Regions from separate parts of the Homo sapiens genome. Here region 1 is linked to region 2. Evidence: read pairs that join two places in POLR2A ChIA-PET (ENCODE). Cell type or tissue: MCF 10A. All regions are shown on one strand.

Region 1 (2,500 bases), 81 kb before region 2:
TCCATCCCCCTCACTTTAGAGAGGAAGATGCTAAAGCTAAGTTGAAGTAACTTCTCCTCAGGTCCCTCAAATGTGTGTAAGGGAGCAGGAAGTACAACTCCTATTTCCTGCTTGTGCATTTGTCTCATTCCAACTTTGGGTGGAAAAAAAAAATCCATGTGCTGTGCTAAAAAGTGCAGTCTGTGACGGCAAGCAGAGCCGTTTTGAATCCTGGCTCCACCACCACCTCACTCAATGCGACCTTGGGAATATTCCCCAACCCCTCTGAGCCTTACTTTTTCCATCTCTGCAATGGCGAATAAAAGCTGCCATGCTGGGTTGCTGTAAGAATTAAAACGAGCTGCTTTGCGTAGTCCTGAAGCATAATAGGCATTCAGTTAATGTTGATGCCCATCTCCATTGCTGTAGCCAGTACTGCATGTTTTGCCTAAAACATAAGTTTTCAACAAAATGTCAAAAGGACTTAAATTTTCACATTTGTAAAACAGGAAAATTTGACTAAAATCTACCACATGGTCTTTAATATTTCTCCCAGCTCTAAAATTCTGATTTTTTTTAACCAGTTACTCTTACAAGTGGCTTGTTTTAAACTTGTCTCAATTTTTCTGTTCATTGCAATGTATAAATGATACCCATGAAAAGGGAAAGTAGACCGTGTTACCCAAATGAGTGGTGTCTTCTACGGATTTCCAATGTTTGTAACATTTATTATGTCACACTGTACATGAGTGTGTCTTTTTTTTCCCCCAATTAAAAAAAATTTATAGAAACAAGGTCTCACTATGTTGGCCAGGCTGGTCTCTAACTCCTGGGCTCCAGTGATCCTCTTGCCTCAGCCTCCCAAAGGGTTGGGATTGCAGATGTGAACCACTACACCTGGTTCGGGTGCATATTTTTTTTTAGTAGATTAGTAAAGCCAGGAGCTGGTAAAATAGCCAATTGTAATAAAATAGTTATAGTAAGTAGAGGAACTGTTAGCCTCCATGAGCTATCCAAATCCCAGACTGTTTTCTGAAATGAAGGACATTGGTAGGAGTCTGAGTGTGTGCATGAATGGGTTTTGTAAGAAGGTGGTCAGTTATGAGGCAAGAAGGAAATTTCGGTTTACCGACCACTTCCTGGTTTCCTCAATGAACTGTAATATGTGTAAGGTTTGGCTTGGAGGTACAATATTTTACTTTTTTTTTTTCCATTTGTTTTTTGTTGAAGGCTGAGTATGACAGAGACAAAAGGCAGTCAGAGGGAGACAGCCCCTGCTATAGAGAGAGAAACAGTGTAGACTTGTTGGTAGCAAAGATCTTATAAAACAGGCCAGCTCACTCTGCCTGTCTGGACACTTTCCTTGGCTAGCAGGGTGTGCCGCAGAAGATAAGGCACCTTTCTTCTGTTAGGCTTCATACCACACCCTTACCTTTTTGAAAAAGTTTAGTGACTCATCCTATTTTTTAATGAAATATTTCAAACACAGTGATTCATGATTCCCTCTTTGTTTTTCTGAGACTCATCTAAAAAGTGGGCATAAAATTTACAATCCTTTTGGATCCTTACACAAATAAAGGTAATTGTAGTGCAGGTGAATTAATTTTCTACTTGACCAATTTTGTTTCTAAAGCTTCTAAGGCAAAGATCATCTATTTGATCTTTGAGGTTGCAGGGCTGGCTTGTGAATACTTTAAGACTATCACTCTAAAATGTGAGAAGTTCTAAAAGAAACAAACACCACATTTTTAAGACTGTACGATTTAAACCATAGAAGGTTAATGTTATATTGATTAGAGTGAATTTCAGCTGAGAGTTATAGACATATCAGAAAAGATGCTACCCTCTTTCAGTGGACATTTTAAGTGATTGTTTAAGGGTAGACTGAACTATTTAACTGTGGTAAGAATTAGTTTAGGTGGGAATTCAGTGTTTAGGACAAGTTCAAGAGGATACCAGACCAGCCCTCAACAGCAGTCTAGCATAATAATAGATTTATTAAAATGTCACATATTCACTCGAAACAAATTTTGGCTTAAGCCAAAAGCATCCTATTTTAGAGTTTCTACTATTTTGCTGATGTTCATGACATCTGCTAAGAGGCTGATGAAATTGAGTTTCGATTTTATAGTTCCTACTTGTAGGGAGCCAGAAAGTTTAATCCCTCAATTTTTGTTTTAAGTATATAGATTATCCTTATCTCTAAGCCAAGGGGAGATCATTGCACCTGATTTCAAGTTTGTTAAACCAGTCTGTATACAGCTATTTCATACAGGCTCCAATGGTTGAATTAATTGCCCTTTGTTGATGCTACTTTGTACCGTCTCAAGATGTGTGCTGTTCACGAGTGCATGAATGTTCATGTGGATGTGAGAATGTGGGTGGATGCGGTGTTTTAGAAAAGTAATCCTCACAAAGTACTTTGAGGTGCTTCCAAAGATTTGGTTTTAGATCTGGCTGAACTACTCCATGACTTTAGTGTGGGATCTTGTCTTATAAAAGCAGGTGAATAGGACTTGTT
Region 2 (2,500 bases):
TTACTGCTCTCTCTGCTAGTACAGTCAAGTCTAGGAGGCAGGAACTGCTTTACCTCTGGGTTCCCTGGCACAGAGTAGGTACTCAACAAATATTTGTTGAGTGAGTGATTCACACTATGTCATACATGGAGAGTGCTCAGTGCAACACCTGGCATGTGGCAAGTACTCAGGAAATTTTGGGTGAGGGAATGCACATGGACCCAGGGGTACTATAAAGTCACTGAAGTCAGCAACAGCACGGTCCCAGTCCATGCGTTGAGCAGGTAGCTCATGGCATGGCACACAGTAGGTGCTTATTTCATCTTGGATGAAGGGAATGGAGGCTGTTCTGACTGATCTCCACCAGCACGTTGGAGGAGACCCTAAGCCTGTTGTTCACTCAGAGAAGGAGCAAAAGGAGCGCTCTCCCAGGAAGTGCTATTGTATGCCATCTTGTAAAGTAGATCTACCTGATCTAATTTTTTTTTGAGACGGAGTTTCACTCTTGTCGCCAGGATGAAGTGCAATGACACTATCTTGCCTCCCTGCAACCTCCACCTCCCAGGTTCAAGCAATTCTACCTCAGCCTCCCGAATAGCTGGGATTACAGGCACCTGCCACTATGCCCAGCTAATTTTTGTATTTTTAGTAGAGACAGGGTTTCACCATGTTGGCCAGGTTGATCTCGAACTCCTGACCTCAGGTGATCTGCCTGCCTCGGCCTCCCAAAATGCTGGGATTACAGGCATGAGCTGCCATGCCCAGCTTACTTGATCTATTTTTAAAACTTAAAAACAACATTAAAGAAGTAAGACCCTCCTCCATTATCCCACCACCTGTCACAAAATCTAATACATTTTCTCTCTTCCCCTAGTTGTACTTATGCACATATATTTACCTAGCTATAACAAATGCATGAGCCATTTCCTATTATCTTTGCAACCAAAATATGATATTTTAATCATTATTATTGGCTTGCCTCCAGCCCACCCCGCTATGGCATCAGCATACCTCAGTCCTATGATTCATCTCTACAAAATGTTCCAGACCCCACCACGGCAGATGCCCGCTGAGTCACCTCCTCTCTCTGCTCTGGCCCCTCCCCTGCTTAGCCAAGGAATCAGAGCCTCACTATGTGCCAGGTCCTGACTGAGCTTCCCATTCTATTCTCTTCACACCCGCTATTATTCCCACATTACAGATGGAGAAACTGGGGATCAGGGAGGGTAAGGCACTCCTGGCTCAGACTGACCAGAAAGGGCCACTCCAGCATCCACAGACACTTGTGATCCCTCCCCAAAGCCCCATGAGTAGGGCCCCGAGGCTTCACCTGTGCTGAATTCCAGTTTCAGTTGGTGGTAGGATTGTAGGGGCTGGTTCAGCACCAGCCGCAGGTGAAACACCTGTCCTCGCCGGAACACAGGACTGCTCGTTTGGAACTCCCATGTGTGGTGAGAAACGGCGTTGTCCTGATTCAAGAAGTCAATGTGGAGAACTTGCAGCTCTGTCAGCAACGCAGCACATGTGGAAAGAGAGCACAGAGAATGTTTATTCCCTGATCACCTCTTTCTGGGTTCAAAATCTGAGAGTGCATTGAGGTGGAGCTGGGCTTTAGAGTCGGGCATCCCTGCTCCACCTCCAGCTGGTTATGAATCTGTCTGAGACTCAGTTTCTTCACCTGTAAGACTGGTGTGCACATACCTACCTTGTGGGATTACATGGGGATGAGCTGAGAGCAGTGGACTCAAGTGCTTAGTCATGTAACCCCGCAAAATAGGTAAGTGCACGCCCATCTTACAGGTGAGGAAACTGAGTTTCAAACAGGGTGAGTCTGTGAGTGGCTGTTAGGCAAGTTTCCCACCCCAACTCCCCCTCTCTGCAGACATGGCCTCAGGAACAAACCTGGTGCCAGGGTGTTCTCCGTCAATCAACACAAAAGCTGAAGGGAAAGAGGGGAGCGGGCAAACTGAGGAGGGAACAGATGAGCCCTGGGATTGCTCCCCTTCCTGTTCAGCCCAGACTCCCATCAGCTTCAAGTCAGACACCATCCTGAGGTGAGAGTTCACATCCTGAAGAGAAGGGTGGGGTGCAAAGTGGCTGGGGTGAAGCCTTTTTATCCAAATTGAGGAGGAAGCACCAAGGAGCTCCCATGATCTGAGGCCAAGACTACTTGCATTATAAATGGGATTTTTAAGGCCAGGTGCAGTGGTTCACGCCTCTAATCCCAGCACTTTGGGAGGCTGTGGGGGCGGCGCATCACCTGAGATCAGGAGCCGAGATCAAGCCACTGCACTCCAGAATGGGTGACAGAGTGAGACTCCATCCCCCCCAAAAAAAACAGGGGATTTTTTTCTTCAATGCTAAAGTGAAAAGTACATTCAGTAAAAGAAATAATCTCCACATGCATAATACACCCTTTTCTGTAGCACATGTATTTCTCACCATGTGTCTGTTATAATGACATTTCGTATTACCTCAGCTTGAGACCCAAACCCCTCCCCTTTATCTAAAATTCAAACCA

What was found. ChIA-PET counts read pairs that join two places held together with the same protein. Peaks named below come from ENCODE experiments on the same cell type or tissue, not always from the same donor. Only the 100,000 strongest peaks of a DNase experiment are listed, where the experiment ranks them.
Region 1: POLR2A ChIA-PET joins it to region 2 with 14 read pairs; 5 of 35 experiments call an interaction of 5 or more read pairs at or near these places.

The regions. Positions count from the first base shown.
Region 1 is chr3:44,965,784-44,968,283 of GRCh38, reverse strand. All of the region lies in intron 1 of ZDHHC3 (zDHHC palmitoyltransferase 3), which reads left to right. Among named protein-coding and RNA genes, the nearest start is that of ZDHHC3, 9.1 kb to the left of the region's middle. In MCF 10A, no CTCF peak of the experiment used is centred here; a DNase peak (open chromatin) is centred at 1,363.
Region 2 is chr3:44,884,308-44,886,807 of GRCh38, reverse strand. It overlaps TGM4 (transglutaminase 4), which reads right to left. Exons shown (of 14, transcript NM_003241.4): 2 at 1,310-1,483. Among named protein-coding and RNA genes, the nearest start is that of TGM4, 11 kb to the right of the region's middle. RefSeq lists enhancers at 917-1,211, 2,237-2,500. In MCF 10A, no CTCF peak of the experiment used is centred here; DNase peaks (open chromatin) are centred at 57 and 1,047.